Linked DNA regions of Homo sapiens: region 2 is linked to region 1. Evidence: chromatin loops called from intact Hi-C (ENCODE). Cell type or tissue: IMR-90. All regions are shown on one strand. Links, peaks and the distances in the headings refer to the core of each region. The heading gives the core; the rest is flanking DNA. Region 1 overlaps TVP23C-CDRT4 (TVP23C-CDRT4 readthrough). Region 2 overlaps TEKT3 (tektin 3).

What was found. Peaks named below come from ENCODE experiments on the same cell type or tissue, not always from the same donor. Only the 100,000 strongest peaks of a DNase experiment are listed, where the experiment ranks them.
Region 2: a loop joins it to region 1, with 7 times the contacts of the local background. A loop is called at or near these places in 2 of 110 quality-filtered maps.

The regions. Positions count from the first base shown.
Region 1 is chr17:15,430,512-15,442,269 of GRCh38, forward strand. It overlaps TVP23C-CDRT4 (TVP23C-CDRT4 readthrough), which reads right to left. Exons shown (of 6, transcript NR_037924.2): 5 at 9,697-9,774; 6 at 5,504-7,689. It overlaps CDRT4 (CMT1A duplicated region transcript 4), which reads right to left. Exons shown (of 4, transcript NM_001204477.2): 3 at 9,697-9,774; 4 at 5,504-7,689. The coding sequence starts at 9,727. The coding sequence ends at 7,262. Among named protein-coding and RNA genes, the nearest start is that of CDRT4, 31 kb to the right of the region's middle. In IMR-90, for the core only: CTCF peaks have their summits at 3,859 and 6,381 (motif pointing right); DNase peaks (open chromatin) are centred at 2,840 and 4,010; H3K27ac peaks cover 2,649 bases.
Region 2 is chr17:15,298,814-15,310,571 of GRCh38, forward strand. It overlaps TEKT3 (tektin 3), which reads right to left. Exons shown (of 9, transcript NM_031898.3): 8 at 9,851-10,005; 9 at 4,999-5,339. The coding sequence ends at 5,123. It overlaps LOC124903932 (a long non-coding RNA gene), which reads left to right. Exons shown (of 3, transcript XR_007065634.1): 2 at 8,848-9,047. Among named protein-coding and RNA genes, the nearest start is that of TEKT3, 37 kb to the right of the region's middle. In IMR-90, for the core only: no CTCF peak of the experiment used is centred there; a DNase peak (open chromatin) is centred at 9,188; H3K27ac peaks cover 2,820 bases.

The sequences.
Region 1 (11,758 bases), core at 1-8,000:
CAAGAAAACCTAAGTTACTTGCAACAAGCATCATTTAATTTTGATTAATTTAAATTTGATTAATTTAAAGGATAATCAATGAAGCTCAAAAGGTAGAGAAGAAGGGAAAGGAGGGAGGGAGGCAATGGGAAGAAAGAAAGTTGAAGAAAGGAAAGGAAGGAAAGAAGAGTAAAAGACAGAGTGAGGAGTACTATGGCTATAACCAAAGAGGTTGGAAGGAGATAGAACGAGGGCAAGGTCACGGTTGAAATGCACCCCACACCGCAGTCTACAGAGAGGCCCCCGGAAATCTGGCCACGCCAGTAGGGAGCAGGGGCTGTCTGCCACAGTCAAGAAATGAGAGGCAGAGCTAGTCCTTTTGCTCTGGAGAACTAGAAATGTGAGGTGGGGTCCAGCAGGCCAGGAGCCAGATGCTGAAGGCTTAGACCTGGCACCTGCCCCAGGTCTGGAGAGGACATTGAGGAAGGCTTGAGGTCTCCTTTGTAGCTGCCCAGCTCAGCCCTCTAGGATAGAGAGGCAGTCAGGGAATAAGAGTCCTGGAACAAACAGTGTACACATGTTTGACACTTCCTCTGTGCTGTCACTATACAGGGCTACAGACAGAGATGCCCTAACCTAAAGCCTGACTGAACCAGGGGTCGCTCCATGGCGCTACAGAAACAGACCTGGATGTAGGGGCTGAATATAACCCGAAAGCAGCTTTGCAAAGTTTTAAAAACCTACGCAGCCACTCACATTCAACTTGGCCAAAAATTCGCCATGACCTCACTCCTTTTTATGAGCAGCTGTCCTGATACTAATCCTGCCTCTTTCCATAATCCCTCTTTCATGAGACTGAGAGAACAACACGTCATGAGCCTAAAGCAAATACACTCACAGAGCCCTGCACTTCGTAACTCGCATCACCACTGCAATGCGATCATGCGCTTGTCTAATGCTCCACTGCCAGAACGTAAGCTTGATTGCGTCTCCTGTGTCCACGGCTGGGGCCCTGGCACAGGCAGCACTGGGTGCATATTTGTTGGATGCCTGTTGGCATGCTGCAAACATGGGAACAAGGAGCAAGCTGGGTCTGGGAAATTACGTCCCTTCTGATGAAGGCTAAAGAAAAGGAAATCTACTTGGAATTCCATCAGATAGGTATGGATTGGTCATTTAAAAGAATAGAATCACTATATGTTAAGTTTTTTGAACTTGTGCCTCCCGTCCCTTCTCTCTCTCTAATATCCCGTAAGGAAGGGTACATGAAAGGAACTTACTGAAGAGTTCACTCAAATCATACTCTTGGGTCTAGACGGAACCTTCATAACCTTCATAGCAGAGCTGCCTACTCAGTGCTTCAAACTTTACAAAAAGCCAAGTGGTTTTTCCAGCCTGTGGATATGATGAAAGAAACCACCTCTTCCCAGTGCACTTTAGATTGGGTGCTAAGCCTTGTTCTCACAAATCACTTGCTCAATAAATACTTGAGCACCGACTCTGTGCCAGGCCGTTGCAGGGCTCTGGAAATATAACGGCAAACACAGCTGACCTCACCCAGGTCTCATGGGACCTCCAGCCTCACCATCCTACCTCTGCTGGTCCAGGGACACACGGTAAACTGGCCACATGAAGAGGGGTCTCCAACGGGGCTGCTTCACAGTAGAGGAGCCATGGCTGAAACTGGGGTCAGCAGCTACTGGACAAACACATCTGCTCTACTTGAGAACACCAGCAGGGTTGTCATGGGTAACACCAATGAAGAGGAGATCTGAATTTAGGGGAAGCTGCCTGCACTTGGAATTGAGAGGCCCAAGTTCCAATCTCGAAAGGGCTCTCCTCCTTCCATAATTATCTAATCAACTAGGGAGCATAGGCCTAAGCCTATGGGAGCTTAAACAAGCTCCAAAATGCAAAAATGTGAGCAAGAGACCTTGGCACATTGAAGGCCACCTTTCTTCCTTCCACAAGTTAGAACTTCTGGAACTAACTTTGCTCTCCATAAAAACCCTCCCCATTGGCAGACACACAGAAACAACCCCAAGGGTCAGGTTTTTAACTTGCCTGAAATCCTGTGGCCTCTCACATCCCTTTGTCTACCAAAAATAATGGAATGCTCCAGGTGGCTGACCAATTGAATCTAGAAAGGAAGTGAATTGATACCATGAGCTTTGCTGGGCCCCCAGCAATAGAAGCTTCCTAGAAAGGCCATAGATGGGGTTGGAATTTCCATTGGCCCTGGAATATAGGGCCTGGGAGAAAAGACAAGGTCTCAGCACCAAGTCCAAGGTCTTTTCCATGCCATCTGCTGCCCTGAGCAGTGTGCTAACAAGAGTGGGCACCTGTATATTCTGGCCTGCCCCATAAAGAAATCAGATAATTGTCAGGCTCAAGGCAGAGAATATGGGGTGGCTTCAAGCCCCACCTAACATGAGGTATTCCTTCATCTCCATCTGGCCCTGCCCAGCATGCCCCCATGTTCCCACACACATGCTCAGAGCTGGGGACAGGCCCAGCCTAGCCATGCCTTACAGATCTAGGACACTGTTGTGGGGTTTGCAAGCACCACAGTAGCTGGCTGAAGCCTTGGGTTCCTGGTGAGAGACAGAGGGAAGGTGATGTGGGGATGTGTAGTGAAAGAAGAAGACAGAGGTTTTCCTGATTGCTTGACAAACATAAGCCCAGCCCTTAGCTTCAGCCCAGGCTCTGACAACATCAGATCACAATAAACCTCAGGTTGTGTTTACTCCCCTTCCCTGGCTCTACCTCCCCTGGTTTCTCAATCTGTCTACTCTTATCTGGCACTGATAATGTGTGGGCTCTGAAAATGTGCCCTTTGGTCTAAAAGTGTGGGGATTCCAAAAAGCCTCCAAGAATGAATGACTCAATCAAGGCTGAAAAGAGCCACATTGTCCAGATGTGTACATCTGCTTGGACCCAGCTCGCAAAGCACTTTAACCATCTTTTCACAACCGCTGTCCACATGGAGTGAGGCTGCAGGGCCGGCATTCCTACTCCTAGATTCTCATCTTCCTGGATGCATCGTCAGTCCCTGGTTGGGATTCCACCACCGAGAGCTGCGCTGCTCCATGTGACTCCTCCACTGCCTCTGAAGACCCCCTTTAGGACCCAAGGATCAAAATCCCTACCTCAGGGTGCCCGTCTTGTTTTCCCTGTCCTAAAAAAAAAAAAAAAAAAAAAGACTAAGGGACTGGTCATACTGCTCTGGTCTCATTCCAAAGTGGCTCTTACACTTGCTGTTGATAAACTCGATAACTGCTCCTTGTTTAGGTCTCACCCGACCTCTATTCCAGTTAGAGGGCTCCTGGGCCACCCCCAAATATCTGGCTTGCCCACATCTGCACTGCGCCTTTGTTTATGCAGTTACCTCCTTGAACACTTTCCTGCAGCTTTTTTTTTTTTTTTTTTTTTTTTTGACACAGTTTCGGTCTTGTTGCCCAGGCTCTAGAGTGCAATGGCGCGATCTTGGCTCACTGCAACCTCCACCTCCCGGGTTCAAGTGATTCTCCTGCCTCAGCCTGCTGAGTAGCTGGGATTACAGGCACCCAACACCATGCCTGGCTAATTTTTTCTGTATTTTAGTAGAGACGGTGTTTCACCATGTTGGCCAGGCTGGTGTCAAACTCCTCACCTCAGGTGATTCATCCATCTCAGCCTCCCAAAATGCTGGGATTACAGGTGTGAGCCACCGTGCCCAGCCTCCTGCAGCCTCTTATCTGTCATGCAGACTAATCTCCTTTAAGACATGCTCCCAGGCCACTGCTAAAAAGGCTGCAGAATGTGGAACTATTTGATGTCCTAATAGCCCCTGCCAACATGAAAATGACCAGCAGGCTCAGTCATGTTGCCGAGGTTAAACTTCAACTGTTTAAACGCCAACCGTGGAATTTGCAAATGGGTAAATACCATACTCTGTACAAGGAGCCAAAGAATCTGCTCAAAGCAGCTGCTCAATGTGTGTCAGACGGGGCCTTAGTTACAGAGCAACACAGACGGACTAACAAAATACATATTCTGATGTTTCATGAACCTACTACGTCAGGGAGACTAATTGAAACAGCTCTCCTGCCAAGCAGACAATTCCATATGCAGAGGAGATAAATAAAAAGAGGCTGCGGGCTGTGGAACATTAGAGAAAGCCAGGTCCCTCTGAGAGATGTAAGTTAAATATGTTTAGTGTAACCTGAGATACCCCGGGCCTCTCCAGCTTGGACAGACCGATGAGGTTACATTAGGAATAACCTGCATTCCACTCCATGCCCTGGCTGCTCGTGATGAACTTCAGGCCTTAGCAAGGGCTCCATGTCTATTTCTGGGAGTGCCAAGGATGTCTCTTGGTTCCTCATGAGCAAAGCTGGTCCTGCCAACCACCCATTGGGTCTACCAGACCTGGCTGTTTCTTGTCCATACCCAGAGCGGTGGGACCTTCTTGTTGATGCATTGTGAAGTCAAGATCTCGCCCCACTTTTTATGTGTACCCCAGGGCCTTCCAGGATTTTTAGTGAAAGAGCTGTTTGAGAGTTTGAATCATTGATCGCCACGCACATGGCACTCAGGAAGAGCTGAACCAAGGGACAAATCTGAGCATCAGACATGGCAGGTCATCCTCCTCCCCCAGGATCAGCCTCCTCCCCCAGTGACCAAGGCTTCATTACTGGATCCAGCTGCTTCTTCTCTGGCGGAATTCATATAGTCATGGCTGGTTAAGTCTCGGTGTTAGCCAGACCTGCGAGTCCCAGCTCGGGCTTAAGCAGAGTTCCCCATTCAAAGGAATTAGACTCTTTTTCTTTGTTAAATTGCCTTAGGAGGTAATGCTTCTGGACCACAGTCACGGAACACAGACAATTTCTACCACAACATCAGATGTTAATGATATCCTAGGCTCATGCTTGTGTTGTTATAATAGGCTGAGAATTAAATTAATTTAAACAATGATATCTATAGAAAAATTATTTTGCCAGGTGCGGTGGCTCATGCCTGTAAACCCCAACACTTTGAGAGGCCAAGGCGGGCAGATCACCTGAGGTCAGGAGTTCAAGACCAGCCTGACCAACATGGGGAAACCCCATCTCTACTAAAAACACAAAAATTAGCCAGGCCTGGTGGCGGGTGCCTGTAATCCCAGCTACTCAGGAGGCTGAGGCAGAAGAATTCTTGAACCTTGGCAGTGGAGGTTGCAATGAGCAGAGGTTGTGCCATTGCCCTCCTGCCTGGGTGACAGAGCAAGACTGTGTCTCAAAAAAAAAAAAAAAAAAAAAAACCCACACACAGAAAAATTATTTTAATTTATAGAGTGCATACTTTTCTAAAAACTATTAAATGCTTAGAAATTTTAAAAAACCAACTGTGCAACCTTCAGTAAGTTACCATACCACTCTGCCCTTGAAGGTATTAAAAGAAATAACCCCAAATTCCAATAATCTCTAGCACTCAATGAGTCTCTGTAATCCATACTTTCCCAAATATAACCTAGAAAGAAACACCCATAAAAGAACAAAAGAGATAAAAAAATTATTGGAGGAATTTATTGCCTGCCTCCATGTCTATAAACGTTCCATGGACACAAAATACAATCATTCAAATTCCCTGGAAACCACCTATATTTTTCGAAGAATTCATTCTGGCCAACAGTTGGGAACCAATAACAGGTCTAGAGCTCCTAATTTAGGCAGCTGTCCCAACATAAAAGCACAAGAGCCAGAGGTGAGTTCTCCAAAGCTGCACCTGTGTCTGCAAACGTTTACACAAGACCCTTGAATGGAGAACATGCCTTGTAGGGCAAATTCAACTTTTCCAAATGACACTGCTATAAGTTACTACATCTCATCCTCTACATCTCTGTGAGGGATGATGGATTAGTATTAACTGTCTTGCAAATACACATACAGAAACTCAGGTAAGGTCAGCCTTACTCAGTAGATAAACCCCAAACATGAAACCAGCTGGGTCAGCCTGTCATAATTGGATCCCTCTTGCATGTAAAGACAAAGGTTGTCTGCTTGGAGATGGAGAAGAGTTCAGCATAGCTCGCTTTGGGGCCAACTCAGAGCAAGGGTGAACCAATCCTAGCTGTCCTCTGACAAATAACAGCTGGAGTCCTGCCAGGAGCTCCTCCCCCAAGCACTTGGTTCCACAAGGCAAACCCCAGAGAAGTACAGGGGAAAAGAGCTCTCCATTTCTCAGCAGGGGACACCCTGGTCCCCACTGCCACTTTGTTTGCCCTCCAAGGGAAAAACCTCTCAATACCAGGTCCAGGAGCAGCTGGATGGGATCACTCAGAACCCGGCCGAGAGCTAATTCCCTCTTGGCTTCAAAATCCATCCTATGCTTGGAGATGCTGGGGCTGGGATTCTACAAACCACATTCTGGCTTTGTGCCCTGATAGGCTCAGCCCCCAGGGGGAGCTAGAAGGAATCTGCTAGGCTAAAGGAGGAAGTAGGAAGTGGCCCCTTGCTCACTTCCTGTTTGCTTCCTGTTCACTTTCTATCAGCTTCCTGTCCCTTGCCAGACAGGTTGCTAACCCTAGCAGTGCTTTTTCTTCACCCAGGCAGTGGCAACTCCTCCCAGAAACATTTCAATGCAGTTTTTGGTTTTTCCAACACTCACAAAAGCAGCCTCATGGGGGTCCCCTCAGAGACACCAACAAAACATCTCCCCTATTCAGAGGAGGGGGCACCATCCCCACAGGACTCTCCTCAGAGCTCAGAGATACCAGCTGCATTGAGTGGCATCCCCACTCCCCCACCTCAGAAGTCTGAGATTCAGCCCCATGTCCCTTCTCCAAGCAACCACCTTTCAATGAGTCCAGCATCTTCCCCTTGTTCCCAAGCCTCAAGTGTGATGCCTGCTTCCTGTGGTGCTACCTCCATGGATACCTTTGTATTCCCTTCCTGCCCTTTACTGTCACCTGGTTAATCATTCTTTATATTATCTCTAATAAAAGAGCTTGTGTGATTTCTGTCTCCTGCCTGGACCCAGACAAATCACCCACATTTTGGTCCTGAGAATCTGCAGCAGAGACTAGAGCCAGGGACTGCCCAAACCCACCAGAGAGCAGTGTGGGAGGGGACACACTCACCCACCCACCTACAGCTTGCATTCTGATCTGGTTTCTCTTAGCCAAGCTCCGCATGAGCAAGAGCAAGTTCAGATTTAAAGGACACTGTCAAGTGAGTGGTAAATGGAGCTTAACTTTTGTACGTTCTTGGGGAATGGCTGCAGGGACCCCTGGCTAAAACATTTGCATGTTTCTCCTTGTTGGTCAGTAGCGAACTGTAGGGAGCATCCTCATCATAGGCTTGCGGGCAAAGATGATCTTGTTATAGTTTTCAGTTGGACAGTCTCTGGAATCCGCATGTAAGTGTGTGGGTTCTGGGATCATGGTAGGAGCCATGGCCAATACCGAATAAGCGCCCCACATTGATAACGTGGATTCTGACAGCGTGTCCCTGAACACAGCTTTGCCAGAAGACTTGGAAGACTTCCTCCTTTTCGGCTGAATGACGCTGGAAGGTTTATTCTGCCTTGATGCCCAGGGTCTTTCCTCGAGGGCACGCATGCATTCCAGTTCTCTAGTTTTGCTTTTCTCAATGAGTCTTTTCACTGTCTGAGAGGTATAGGTGACATAGGCCGGCCAGGGGTCATGTTTTTCAAGTAGCTTCCGGGGAAGTCCAGTGTTTTCTGTGAGTCCTACCAACAAAGAGAAATGCAGGCCATTTAGAGGCAGTCACATGCAATAGCTTGATTCTTCAAAAAATGGGAAGGCATTGGAACCAGATTTTGAAGTCCTCCCTATTTTGCACCCCTTGTATTCAGTAGGAATAAAATCCAATTCAAAGTGGGGGAACAGAACGACATCCTAGAAAGTCTATCAATTAAACAACGAAAGAATGGTAAGGAGCAAGAGACAGAGTCAAACAGATCTGATTGATTTTAAATATTTGCATAACCTCAAATTGTTTTACCCCTGAACTTCTATTTTTTCACCAATAAAAATGGTTAGTCTAAGGCCTGAGAACTAAAGAAAGTAATATATTTCAAGGGCTTGGAACAGTACACTTAGTGCTTGAAAGCATGGGTTCTGTACTTGTCTGCTCCAAATTCCTACTCTACCCTCTTCATAGCTGTGAACCTTGAACAAGTTTCTTAACCTTGCTAAACTTCAAGTGCTTAATCTGTAAAATGGTGATTAGAATAAGACAAAGTTCATGGAACTTTCTTGTGGATTAAAGATAACTTATGTTAAGCTTTTAGCACAGTGACTAAAACCTTCGGCTATGTCTCCCAGCCTAAACTCTTTCATTTACTTCTAGTTACACCTTATAAGGTAGGTATTCTCCCATTTAATAGAGGACGAAACTGAGGCTGACTAGCTTGCACGACTAACAAGTGGTGGGTTTGAACTCAAGCTTAACAAGGCTCAAAAAAACCAAAGCTTTTCACTATGGTTGCTGGCCAGAAGTTTGGGGTGTTTGCCGAGGGGGGTGGGTGTTGCTAGAAATTCAACGCATTAGTTTATCAAGCAGCCTGTTCCTTTACAGATCCAAAATCATGGGCATGTCAGTCCTTCCCATCTTTCATTAGCAACGTCACTCTATTTAGCAGAAATGATTCAATTTCTCTCCTGCAGCTGCTACCTTCCTCTGTGTTCTTATGTGGTGCATTCTTTCCCTAATTCTATATTTCTTTGGTCATTTCAACTGGAGTTTTGCAGGGAGGAGAGTTAAAAGAGTCATCTTGCCATCTCCAAATTGAATGCAGTTAAAAAAAAAAATGCCGTAAATGGGGATAATCAAGTGAAGTGTAGGTCGTATAGTTATTCCCACGCTGCCTCGTGGCTGTCCAGGAGCTGGAGCTTGTCTGGGGACAGATCTGTCAGTAAAGAATGTGCTGTAGAAGGATTCCATCTCCCTGTAAAAGTCATGTGTGACATTACCTCTCACTAGAAACTTCCCAGCAAGGCCTCCAAGCACAGACTGTTCACCCTTGCCTCCTCCAAGCAAATGTAAGATCTTGTGGGATAGGGCATTTGCATGGATCTGGCAGAGTCCAAATTCAAACGCCTGGAGCAAAATGAGCAGCAACCCCGTTCCATCTCCTGAACATGCTGTGTTCTCTGCCACCATAACAAGAGTGGCTGCCCGCACTATTCACAATAGCAAAGACTTGGAACCAACCCAAATGTCCAACAATGATAGACTGGATTAAGAAAATGTGGCACATACACACCATGGAATACTATGCAGCCATAAAAAATGATGAGTTCATGTCCTTTGTAGGGACATGGATGAAGCTGGAAACCATCATCCTCAGCAAACTATCACAAGGACAAAAAACCAAACACCGTTATGTTCTCACTCCTAGGTGGGAATTGAACAATGAGAACACTTGGACACAGGAAGGGGAACATCACACACTGGGGCCTGTTTGTGGTGGGGAGAGGGGGGAGGGATAGCATTAGGAGATATACCTAATGTAAATGATGAGTTAATGGGTGCAGCACACCAACATGTCACATGTATACATATGTAACAAACCTGCACGTTGTGCACATGTACCCTAGAACTTTAAGTATAATAAAAATATATATTAAAAAAAAAAAAGAGTGGCCGCCCAGTGGCCTCTTCCCACTGCGAATCCTCCAACCCTAGACGGCCCCAGTGCAGGAGCTTCCACTGGTAACACTCCCAACCCTACCTTCTTCTTTCTTCATCCTTCTTGCATCCATCTTCTTTTTAATATTTACTGATTTCTTAACATCACAGGTTCAGATTCCTATGGGAAAATACACTTGTTAGCCAGAGCCTCCTCAAACTGGAAAGCAATTAGTAGCCACCCTGGGTGGGGGTGGTTCTAAGTCCTATATGGTCACTGCATGAGGCTAAGATGACTCCACCCCCTGAGAAGAGGACATGTTTTTTGTGGAGCTGGAGACAGGCCAAGTGAGCCCCGCAAAGGCCTGCAGGCATGGCCTTGCTCAAGAGCTGTAGACTGTCATGATAGTCTCTGGGTGTTCTGCTTTCCAGTCTCCTAACTTTAAAGGAGAGAGGCTGGGTAGGCTGGGGGCTGTGTGGAGGCTGGTCCACAGAGGGGAAGTGAAAAAAAAAAGTCCCCGTTTCAAAACCTTTCTATCTCCTCTACCAGAGTCCAAGAGTGGTCACATTACTACAAGCACGACATCCAACCTGCACTTCTCAGCCTGGAATGACAGAAGGTAGCAGAGATGGGCAGTGGCCAGGAGTCAGCTACCAGGGCCCCAAGCCCAGGCTGAAACATGGAAGTCTAATGCTCTATGCAACCATGCAGGGGGGAAATCTGATGGAAACCATAGTGTAGTGGTTCTCAAACTTGAGGCTGCATCCACCTGGAGAGCTTGTTAAAGCCCAGATTGCTGAGCCCACCTCCAGAACTGCTGATTTAGCAACCGCTGTTTTAAGCCAAAAGGGGGAAAGAAAAAAAAACTACTGGAGATTTGTAAGGTTATATTATTAACTACCTAGAGACAAGAAATGAGTCCAGGAGATCTTTTTGGTTCCTTTCCAGCTCTAAGACACATGCGTATGCCTAAGAGTTCATTACATTTCTATATTCGATTTTGCCATCTCTTTGGCCTTTAAGCACTTAAAAGTGCCATGAAGCATTTCTACTATCACCTGCAAAAGCCCATTGAGAAAGAGTCTCAGATAATTCTGAACAGCTCCCAGATGATGCTGGTGCTTTTGGTCTGGCGATCACACTTTGAGAACCATGGGTCGAAGGCAGTGCTTCTCAAATTTTACCAAGTACTAGAATCACCTGGAGACCTTGTGCAACCACAGACACCCAGGTCCCACCTTAGAGATTCTGATTCAGTAGGTCTGTTTTGAGGACCTGAGAATCTGCATCTCTAAGTAACTCCTAAATGATACTGATGTTGCTGGCCTGTGGTTCATACTCTGCGTAGCCCTGGTTTAGACTGAGTAGTGGGTGTTAAGCCTTTTTTATCAGCTGCCACGTACGTGAGGGCTGACTCATTTCTGCATGGAACACTCCTCCGAGATAAGCAGTTCCCAGGTTTTTCATCCCCCTTTTTCCCTAATCAAGGAACTATTGTGGAATGGTAGTGAGTGTGTCATTGACAGGGTCAACTTTAAATTCCACTATTTTTATAGAGTAAATTATTCACACATTCCAGCATTTTATTATAACACATCTAACAAAGGATGGCATCCCGGAGATTCATTCATACTCCCAAAAAAATGCTCTTTTTGTCAAACCTATTTAGAGACAGATCTTACAGAGTCCCTGCTGTGGGTATCAGTGCCAATCTTCCACAGCAGTGCAGTTCTAGAAGAATTCACAATGTCATTATTCTGAGGCTAGGGAAGAAATAATGCTCAAATAGTCATCTAACGTAGAGAAAGTTTCATGTCATCATTTTTTTTTAATTGTAAGGTAAAGCATCTTAGTTCTCCTTCTAAGACCTACCATAAGGCTTCAGAATCTAAAGTCACCCATTCCAAGTCCCCCATAACACAGCACATGACACGCAAGTGGCCACCCAACTTGGGCCTGTCCACCTCTAGTGAAAATAGAACTCTTTACTTCTTCCATATTTTAGCATTGTTAGAAATTTCTTGGCTGGGCGCGGTAGCTCATGCCTGTAATCCCAGCACTTTGGGAGACCACGACGGGCGGATCACCTGAGGTTGGGAGTTCGAGATCAGCCTGGCTAACATGGTGAAACCCTGTCTCTACTAAATATACAAAATTAGCTGGG
Region 2 (11,758 bases), core at 3,759-11,758, 130 kb before region 1:
ACACAACTTTTGAGGATGTCTAATTCATTCTAAACAGCTTAGAAGAAGGCACTGTAGGATGATAGCAAAGAGCTTTGGAAGCAAGCTCATCTGAGTTGAACTCCTGACTCTGAAATGCGCCCCTGTTTGGCTTTGGGTTATTTTCCTTCCCTAAGTCTCAATTTTCCCATTTTAGAATATAAATAATTAAATGTATGTACCTTAGCCATGATGTTGAAATAATACACGTACAGTTGTTCTGCTCAGGAAAAGCTGGCTATCATTATCATTACATGTATCAATCTCAAGATAGGATCAATGACACAGAAGCTGGATCCCACTCATGTTTTAATTTTATACACATTTTCCAAAAGTAAAAATTTCTTAAATGCTTCTGTCCTCAGATCTAATTCCAATAATGCAATCATTTTACACATTTTTTGTTGTTGCTGAGAAGGGAACCACTGTCTGGGATTACTCTCCTCTCAGAGACCAATTAACAGTATAGGGGCCGGGCGCGGTGGCTCACGCCTGTAATCCCAGCACTTTGGGAGGCCGAGGTGGGTGGATCATGAGGTCAGGAGATCGAGACCATCCTGGCTAACAAGGTGAAACCCCGTCTCTACTAAAAAATACAAAAAATTAGCCGGGCGCGGTGGCGGGCGCCTGTAGTCCCAGCTACTCGGGAGGCTGAGGCAGGAGAATGGCGTGAACCCGGGAAGCGGAGCTTGCAGTGAGCCGAGATTGCGCCACTGCAGTCCGCAGTCCAGCCTGGGCGACAGAGCGAGACTCCGTCTCAAAAAAAAAAAAAAAAAAAAAAAACAGTATAGGATGGTAGTTAAGAGCTCACATCCTAGTATCAGCCAAGAGGACTCAGGAGATTGTCATGTTATATGTTGGGATCATAGTAAGCACTCCACAAATGTTAGATGTCCTTCCTCTCCAGGAATTTGATTTCTGAGAATCCAGTGAAAACTTTAGTTGTCTATTGTCACGTAACAAATTACCTAAGAACTTAGTAGTTTAAGACAACAATCTATTATTTCTTGAGATTCTGTGGGTTGACTGAGCAGCCCTTCTCTCTCACATGGTATCAGCTGGGGCACTAGGAGAGTGGGAAGATCCCAAATGGCCTCACTCACATGGCTACCAGTTGGTGCCTGCCTAGCCTGAGAGCTCATCTAGGGCTGTTGGCTGGGGAGCCTCTCCGTGGGCTGCTTAAGCTCCCTCACAGCATGGTGGACTCAGGCTAGTCAGATTTCTTATATGGCAGCTAGCTTCCAAAAGCAGAAGCTTCCAGGCCTTCTTAAAGCCTAGACATAGAATTGACACAGTGTTACTTCCATTGCACTCTATTGGTCCAAGTGATCACAGAGTCCGCCTATATTCAAGGAGGGAAGACTTCACAAGGACATGAGTATTTGGAGGCATGGTTATTTTCCCACAGATATTTCCCACCAATATCTATGATATCCACCTTAGGGAACTGGGAAATTTGGTCGCCCCTTCCAGCACTGCTGCAAAGCATCAATATGTTAATCTTTCAGACTGTGCTACATGTGGTGCTCATGGGTGTTGTCTGTGGACCTGGCTTATTATTTTCCTCTCAGGTTGCTTGTCCTCCTCTCTCTTCAGGAGCCCCTGTCCTTGCTATACCCATGAAGAGCACTGGGGTTGAGAGATGAAGACAACCAGCTCGTTGCAAATAAATGGGTGGCCCTCAATACAGATATGGATTTTTATTATCAGAAAATGTGCAGTTTTGCTAAAGAGCAGGTTCTCGGGCAAGCAGAGCATCATTTTTATGGAAGTAGGGAAGGCATTCTTATGTCTGAGTGACTGCAGGGCTAAAATGCCAAAGACGGGAATGCTGAAACTTAGTCCAAAGATTTCACATCACCTTAAAAATTAACCTTTACTTTACAGGGAGGGAAAAAAGTGCTTGCAAAATAAAAGTTATTTTTATGGTTCCCACAGCCCTATGCATACACAAGCGGATATTATTTAGAATAGCTATGAAAGGCTCCCTGTTCTCAATAAGCTCTCCCCTCACTCTACCATGATGCCATCTGAGTTGTTCAGGAGTCATGGTGATGTATTTAGGGGTCTTTCCTTGCCAAAAGGAAAACGTGGGCTGCAGAAAGGGTCTCCTTCTAGCTCCTAGCAAAATTAGCAAATGGGTAGGTCCTATGGGAATGAGCCAGAGGTCACAAGACACATCCTTCTGATGTTGAAAGCCAAGGATTTCTCTGAGCTGAGAAAGAATTCAGAGCTGTTTAGAGAGAGGGATGAGGGAATGTATGCAGCCACTTCCCCATTCTGGATTCCCTGCAGATGGAACTGTCCCATTCTGTAGCCCAGGCTGGAGAGCAGTGGCATGATCATGGCTCACTACAGCCTTGACCTTCTGGGCACAAGTGATTCTCTCACCTCAGTCCCTCAAGTAGCTGGGACCACAGGTGTGTGCCACCATGCCTGGTTAATTTTTTTTATTTTGTAGAGAGATGGGGTCTCCCTATGTTGCCCAGGCTGGTCCTGAACTCTTGGCCTCAAGCAATCCTCCTGCCTCAGCCTCCCAAAATGCTGAAGTCCTAAAATTCTTAAACAGGACCACGCTTCTGATCCTTGGAGCTCTTGGACTTCAGCAGGAGCCACAGCACCCATTTCATATGGCACTATCTGTTGACCTCTCAGGATCCTTCTCAACTCAACCTTCCAGATAAACATTCCCAGTGGTCTAGGACTGGCCCCCAAGGTGAATTGATTCACCATTCCTGGGGAAGAGATTGAGTATTGTTTATTTTCCCCATGAATGCATGAATACTTATCAGACCATATATATTAATATAGAGCTCAGATAGCATCATCAGAGCACTCTGCATAGAAGGCTGGTCTTGGCAGTTGGTGCCAATGGTGAATCCAGCCCTGCTGGGAACAGTTTCAGGGCCAGGGCTAGAAGAGGGGAGGCTGCAAGGGAAGACTCGGGCACAATGATGAGCAGCAGCTTCACCTCCTCCTTTGTGCTTTGGGTTAGCCCTGCATACAAAGGGAAGGAATCCGCCCGTTTCTGGTGCAAAACAAAAATTATAACCTAAAATCAGACCCCACACTTCAGCTATTTACAGCATGAACTCAGGACTCAAAAGTGCCAGGTGAGGTGTTTATGACAACACTCTCCGGAGACAGAAATGGAAATTACTAAAATTACAGGCGACTCGGTTATTTAGGGGCAATTACACACATTTCTAAATCTGAATGATGCTTGGGTAAGTGGAAGCCTTTGACATTCCAGCAGCCCTTCTTAAAGCCACATGATATTAAAGATAGTTTGGGCTTAAATAAATAAAGCCAGATCATGTGCCAGTATTTGTAGTCCTAAGATTCTTAAACAGGACCACGCTTCTGAGCCTTGGAGCTCTTGGACTTCAGCATTAGAATATTTACCCTCCTGGAGTAGCTGCAACATTTTAGATGAGAAACCAAATGTTTATTTGTGGAATTTAGCCTTGCCCACGGTTTACCAAAATAACAAAAAAAACTTTTCTATGTCTGAATTACATTTCCTTCCCATCACAGTCTTGTAATGCCAGGAATATATATGCTTCAGTAAAAGGACTGCATAAGCATATATTCCTAAAAAAAAAAAAATACAGTTCATGAAAAAAGTCAGAAATGTTTTACCCCAAACACATAACAAATAAGAGACATGCTGAATTTATGTTTATTCCCACTATTGTCTAAAAGTCATAACTACCAACATTTGGTTACTCTCATTGCTAAAAATTTTAGTGGCATTTATATACCTTTGTTTCCATTAGAGGCAAAAACAGAACAACTAAACCTACAATTTGATTTCTAAAATGATATACTGAGACCACAGCACAACCCCAATACAAGCTTCTCATCTGGACATCCACTCTTCTGGCATTCTGAGATGATTTGTGAAATTTACTAACCAAGGTCTTAAAACACTTTTAAGAAACAGAGAGAGAGAAGGAAATGGAGTTGGGGTTAATGGACAGTGGTTAAGGCAGAGCAAGGAGAACACAAGGATACAGAGAGAAATGCTAATAAGAGAGAGAGACACAGAAGCGTGAGAAATAGGAGAGAAAAGAAAGAAAATCTTGCTCCCCTCCTGGTTCATCTTCCCATTTCAGAGCTCTCAGACCAAAAGGATTCAAAACTAGCATGCTTTCTACACCATCTAAACATACTTTCCAGGTGATTAAATGCCACTTTTAAACATACAAAAGAATTAGAATAAATTATAAATAAATTATCTTGGGATACAGAAGTGCTTTCTGAGCATAATTCCAAAGGCATAAATCACACAGAAAACACTGACACATTTTTACTTGTGTATTTTAAAAAACCATAAACAAAATGTGAAGGTAAGTAACATATAAAGAATATATTGTCAGTACATAGGACAAAAGTGTCACATATGAAGAAATACAGTGGGCGAGGTGCCTGGAGAAGGGGGGCAGTGGGTGTTCAACTCCAGGTTCAGGGGCTGGGGGAACTGAGGAGTATCTCTGAGCATGGAAATGGCTTTATGAAAGCAATGCTCAAGTAATAAAAGTTTGAATTGGAGAGATGAGAGTGGAACAAAAAGAGACGTGCAGAACACATTATGAATTATGCATTATGAATCACAGCCAAGCTGGCCCTACCTACTATTGTTCCAAATGCACTCCGTATTTCTCTACCTTTGTTTTTGATCAAATTACCCCAACTACCTCATACCCAGTGGCCTTTCCCCTTCTTACTGTGGATCCTTTAAAGCAAAACTCAGAAACCACCTACTTCATGATTCCTGACTGCCTCAGAGAGAATACAGTCCTCCTTTCCAGCCCATTCGGATTACACACAAAATGACAAGAATCACACCAGTTATCCTTTTTACCTTCTCTATTAGATTGATTATATTTCTTCATATCCTTCCCATAACCCAGACGCCTAGTAAATAATAGAAAATTAAGGTTTGGATGCAAACAAAAGGCTTTCCGAGACAGGAGGTTGGTACATTTCCATCAGCATAATCCTTTAATAAGTGACTATATTAGCATTCGGTTCAAATGCTGAGACAGTGCTCTGGCTCAGCCTTAACTTAGGGGTATCAAAACCACACCCGGTGGGGTCCCTAGCAGAAGCCGACCAGCCGGAGGGTGTTGGGGTAGCTCTTGCGCATGCTCATGCATTTTTCCTGGTCGATGTACAGGGAATTGGCTTTGACAGCCAGGTCATACTCGAGTGTGGCTTTGATGTGGACCAGCGACTGCAGGGTGTCCTCTGCATCCCTCAGGCGCTGCTGCAGGGTCTGGATGGTGTCGTCAACCTCGTGTACCTCGTTAACAAGGCTGCAGCATAAAGGAATCAGCATGGTTAGGTCAGCATGTAGCTTACGCAACTCCAAGTACATCACATTGTAACCAGCGATGCAAAGCTCACATTTTCTTTACTTTAGGATATATTTATCAGCAAATGAGAGGTGCATGAAATTAATAAAATATAAAGAAATATAAAGAGAATGGTGACAATGAACCAATGGGAATGTAGATGTCCCAGGAGATAGAAAAGGATTTCATAATTATAGAAAAATATCTAGACCATTTTAAAATCATTATGCCAAGGCAATTCTATAGTTTCACAGAAATTCACAACTGGAAAACGAATTTAGAGAGGTCACCAAGCCCAACTTCCTTGTTTTACAGACTAGGAAATAGAGCCCAGGGGTTCATAAGCTGTCCTTTCCATCGACACAGGGCCCACATGTGTTTGTAAGCTGTACCTGCTTATCCAGGAAGCTAAGAAGGAAATTCAGCGCTTCAGTGGCCATAATAAGAAACTGGGTCCCATTTCCTGGCCCCATTCCCCTCTCAGCTCCTTGAGACAGAAGAGTAGAAGCAGAGACCCAGGAAGACCTATCTCATCATCTGCAGACACATCCTGGAATATGCTTGCAATTTCTCAGACCTCGAGGGCTTCACTCTTGCTGTCCCCTAAGCTCAGAATGCTCCTAACCCATTCTTCATCCCGCTAATTTATCCCATCCTCAAATCCTAGGTGAATTAACACTTCTTCCGGAAGTCCCTCCCTTAAACCGGAAACCATCTGCTGCCCAGTGTTGTGACTTCCAAAAGGACCAAGCCTTTTACGGCACTCAGGGTCTTGTGATTGTCTGCTTGCAACATCTGCTGTCCTTGCCCAGGGCTACATCCACAGCCGCTCCTGCAAAAATACAGGTGTGCAAAAACTACTTATTGGGTGAAGACCAACTTTCATGCCCTAGGTGAAACGGAGGACGTCTTGGGAGGTAGAGAGTTGCCCAAGGTCTGAATCCATGGGATCTACTAAGAACAAGACCCAGACCCAAGGCAATAAAAAGGAAGGAAAGGCAGGACGGAGCCTGGAGCATTCGCTTCCAAGCCACTTGTAGGTGGCCTAAGAAGAGGAAGGCTGTGGTAAAGGCCCCCACGCAGGCTGATTGAAGCAACAACAGGCCATGGGAACATATCCACGCTGTGCAACACCTTTCATCTTACAAGCTCTACTGTCTCCTGCTTTCCAATGGGGAGGGGAAGAATTAAAGTTTAAGTGCCAAAGTTTGGTTTTGTCTGGGGACGGTAAACACAAAACCTGAGAACTCATCAGAAAGCAAATTTCTTGTTATTGTTTAGGCCAAACTGAATTAAAAAAGAAAGGCTTTTTAAAGATCCCAGGGTATAAAATATCACTAGCAAAGAAATACATCTTCGGCGAGGCTGCCGCAGATGGCTGGTAATGGGATTTTTGATGGTGGATTGTTTACAATCACACGGGGCCTGCCTCTTGTCTCCCACCCTCCCTGGCTTCAACAGGAACCCTGAACCCCAACGTAGGAAACAGAGCAGGATGATATATGTGTCTTTACTCCTTTCAGCCAAATACGAGTCTAGTGGAAATTTTATCTGGGAGGGAACATTTGAAAATATACATGTCAAAACATCAATGCTAAAAAAAAAAAAAAAATCGAGATATAGAACGTAGGCAGTTAGAATACTTGTTTTCACACTGCTGCATGGACACAACTAGGGAATAACATGCTTCCACTTCTCTCATCGTTAATTAGAAATATATTTTTCATCATCTTCAAGGCCCTATTTCACTCCCAGTTTCCTTGTTCTTGGCTGATTGCAGAGAGCTGTTCTGCTGAAGTCACTCTTTCTCTTTCTTTCTTCTTTTTTTTGGAATTACAGAACCACAAAATGTCTTGCATTCAAATACAAATAAAGCTACCACAGTTTATTTATATATATGTGTGTGTGTGTGTGTGTGTGTGTGTGTGTGTGTGTGTGCATATATATATACATAAAGATTATTTAAGTAGAGCAGAGCCTGGTCTGTCTGGCCTGCCACCAAAAATGCCAAGAATGTTTAGAATCACTTTTGAAATAACTCGTTTAGAACATTTTTAAATAAAAGTAAGTCTTGAAATGAAAACAGCAATTTTTCTCAGTCCCCACTCCCCTTAGTTTATGATCTTTATTTTTTCTAAATCTAGACCGCCGAAGGGCTGCTTTCAGAACCATCCATTTAAAAAGGAAAGTAATCCCCTCCCCCAATAATAATCCTAAAGATTTTTGGCAAGGATATTTTAACAAGAAAACTTGACAGAAACAAAAGTAGGTTTTGTTCAAAAGTCAGTAAAGGAGCAGAGGAAATAGACATACCATGAAGTCGGCAGGAAGTGAAAGAAAAGCAAATTCTGTTTAGCCAGGAATAGGAAAAAAAAAAAAAAGAGTAAAAATCATTCAGCTCCTCAGGAGAAGCTGTGAATGCCTCATTGTTTGATAATTCCGAAGTCCTATTAGACCACTACCCAAAACTCATTTTAAAAGCAACCCTGTGTCTGTCTAACGGCAGTATAAACAATTTATTTGTTCCCATCTCCACTTTTGATGACTCTGCAGAGATTTTTGGAGAACGAAACATCAGTTCAGCTTCTCCTAATAACATTTACATAAAGTCAAAACTGGTGATCTAACTCTAATAGGCCAAGTGGGTGTGCACTCACTGCTGGGTTCTTCTAAAGCAGAGAGGTGCCTCCAGTTGGCTGTCTAGGGGCCCATGTAGTCTCTGGAGTGGAGAGCTGCTTATCCTAAATAATGAGCTGTGCATGAAGAGGGGTTCTATGGAACCCACTTTGAAAAACATGCAGCCTGAGTGATCTCTTCTGTGGCTATGGCCTAGATAACAGCTCCACCAGGAGAAATACAACTCATCCTGGAAATGAAGATCATTTGCGTACAACCTAAAGCACGCTTCATGGCACTCAACACAGACAACATGCGTGCTATACACGTAAGGTGTTTCATCATAATGATCTCCTCTGTGACCTTCAGTTTCATCCTCTGTGTGAGAGGGAGATGAGCATGCAGCATTTACTTTGCCAACTCTTCTCAAATGAGATCAGGTACCTGACAGGGGGATGGTAAATGCATTACACAACGTAAAACACAGGAGAAAGAGAAGCAAATGGCTTGGTGGAATAGAACTCTGGGGTGAGACAGGCAAAGACTCAAACTGCAGCTCTCTCACCACTAAATGTGGCCTGGGCCAAGCCACTCACCCACTCCTGCCTCAGTTTCCTCACTTGTAATATGAAGGTAATGAATGAGATAGTATAAAGTGCTTAGGGCAGTGCCCAGCATCGAGTCAGGTTAAGAGATGGTAGCAGCTATTATTATCATTGCATTGATTATCGCCATCATTATCTTTACTATTATTATCATCATCATCAATGTTGGCCTCACAAGATCCCCCTTCCTTCCATTTCAGGAAATCCACTGTCTCAAACCACCACTTATTTCTTTATTTTATCCTTAGGATCAATCCTTCAAGATAAGAGAATTTTATCGTGGAAGCAGAGCGAGTGGCATCTCCCCACTGCACCAGAAAGGCTTCTGGAGTTCACGCACTGCCCTTGGCTCCTCCAGTTGCTATCAAGTTGATTTACTTCTGCATGGAGCATCTTAGGACCTAAGAATAGCAATGATGAAACCCAGAAAGAAAAGGCAGACTCACAGGTATTGGGAAATTGGAAATGAAGCCGGATTGTGGCGGGGGTAGGGAGGGAATCTTGGCCAGTTCATTACAAGTCCATCCCAAAATGAATCTTCAAAGTGAAAATAATAATAAAATTCATGTAGTGTTTAGTAGATAAACTGTGGGGTCAGATTCCTCCTGCTGTGTATATATAGGAGCTGTGCTCGATGAAGACCAGCTGGCTTTGATTTCTACTGAGAATGAAACACATTGAAATAAACTTAAATGAGATCCTCAGTCACAAAGACAGCAAATGAGTAGATAGGAGTCAGTGGAATTGGTACTGAAAGTCCCTTTTCTGTCGCGTTCCCCATGCTGAGAAATACACAGAAAGTCACAAACTGCTGCTTATAAGACAGGAGTTCTGGAAACTCCGAAGACTCCAAGAACATGCAAAAGAACCCGAACACCACACTGGCCTCCCCGAATGAGTTAAAGGCTTAATAGCACTTTTTGTGTGTGTAGCGTTGATGTCCTTTCCTTTTTTAAGGATTTGTGGTAAAATATACATAACATAAAACTTTAACCAATCTTAAGTGTACAGATCAGTGGCATTAAGTACATTCACACTGTTGGTGCAACCGTCACCGCCATCCATCTGCAGGACTGTTTCATCATCCCACACTGAAACTCTTCTGCATTCAACATCTCCCCATTACTACCATTCTCACAGAAGGCTCCTACATGCTGCGTATGGGCAGAAAGCAGCTTTCTAAAGAGCCAGGCACCACAGTTGGTCTGGTGGCCCTCCGAGCGAGCCCCGAGCCTTCCCCTCCCACCTTACCGTAGCTGAGCCATGTCTCGGCACAACTCAATGTTCGGCCGTCTTGTGCGCTCATCCAGTCTGGTCTGAGCCACCTTCAGGAAGGCAGTCTTGTCCTTGATGGCCTTCTTGATGGATTCTATGGTCATTTCAGTCTGGAAAATCTCCTGCAGGGTCTGTGACAAAGAGAAGCAACTGCCTGAGGCTTTGGTGTGGTCCCTTCAACAACCCGCCTCCCACCTCTTGCCTGTCCACTCCATGTCCAGCACGTGCCTTGACCTCGCTGATGAGGAAGTTGCTTCACCAAGACCGTCTATCCTTTCCAGCCCTGCCCCAGGGAACCCACGTGTCTCACTGGAGCTGGCATGCACCTGCTCTGGAGAGTGGGCGGCGCCTCTCTCCCCAACCCTAGGCTTGGCAACCTCATTTTGGTAGCTGGAAATCAGCCAGGGTGGGAGTATTTCAACTACAGAAATTGGCAAATGCTCCAAATTAGGGGCTCCCTGCAAGCTGCCCCCAATGGCCGTTGTTAATTACTGACCAGCACACCTCTGTGTTCTGATAAAAGTGAGGCTTTGAGTGGCCCTGATCTCCCTCCTCACATCCATATATCTGTGCATCTCTTCCCACTTTCTCTTCCTACCAACTTGAGCATTGCTTTCCTGCTCACAGAGGATTTCCCTTGCAGAGAATCAGGCTTCAGTTTCAGGTACCTCACTTGCAATAGAGGAGTACTGGCAGTTTTGTATTCCTGATTTTGTATTCGTTTTTTCTTAAAGAGGCCACCACCCCAAATTGCGTAAACATGGATCCCCCTTTGGTTCTCCCTCCTCTTTCTCTGTAAAGAGAGTCCCTGTCCTATGCTCTGAAAAGCCTCCCTTCTCCACGCATCTTGATCTCTGCACTCCTGTAGCTCCACATCCTCCCCATTACTGTCCCTCTTCCTGGGTTCCCTTCCATGGCCTGGAGACACAACCAAGAATCATCTTTTTTTTGGAAACCCTATGTTTTTACCACCACTCTCCCATCCAGTCCCAACTGAGTCCTCTGCCAAATGTATTCAACCATGGCTGTGCCCACTGCCTTCACTTCCCACCCACCCAGTCTCTCAGTGGCCCCTGGATTCTGTCTCTGGCCCTAGCTGCTGTCATGAAACTTCAGTTTCAAAGCTGACATCGAGGCCTCTCTGACACCTCCCTCTCCTTAAGACCCTCATCTTGTTTTCTCTTGCCAAGTGTTGTTCCAACTCCCTCCTTTCCAACTACTCCTCATTCCCTTCCAGTGCAAGGCTTTGTCCTTGGGTGATGTCTCTGCAATATCCTTTCTACACTACAGAGACCTCGTGCAATCACAGATTTAGCATTTGTGTCATCCAGGCACTCTTCAATCTGTCACTTGAGCTTCGACCTCTCTCCCAAGCTAAAAATCATTTCACTGTTTCTATCACTAAGGCCTTCTTCAGATACTATGTGCTCCATGAAACCATCTTGATCTCTTGCCAATGGAAACAACTGCTCCTTCTTGTAAACTGTGTTCACATTTCATCTGTGTTTCCAAGTTCTTTCTGCACCTTTCTGATGCAAATTCCCGTTTTCTGTGTGCATGTCTTGTCTCTAAGACGTGAGATGTATGTACATCCCCGAGTGCCTAGCACAATACCTTGAGTGTACCTGTTAGGGCTGAATAGTGCCTCTTCCCCCAAAATTCCTATGTTGAAGTACGAATCGCCAGTGCCTTGGAAGGTGACCATATTTGGAGATAGTGTCTCTGTGGGGGTGATTAAGTTAAATGAGGTCTTTAGGGTGGCCCTAATACAATACAACTTTGGTGTCTTTATAAGCAGAGGAAATTTGGACACAGACACACACAGAGGGAAAATGATGTGAAGACACAGGGAGAAGGTGGCCATCTACAAGCTGAGGAGAGAGG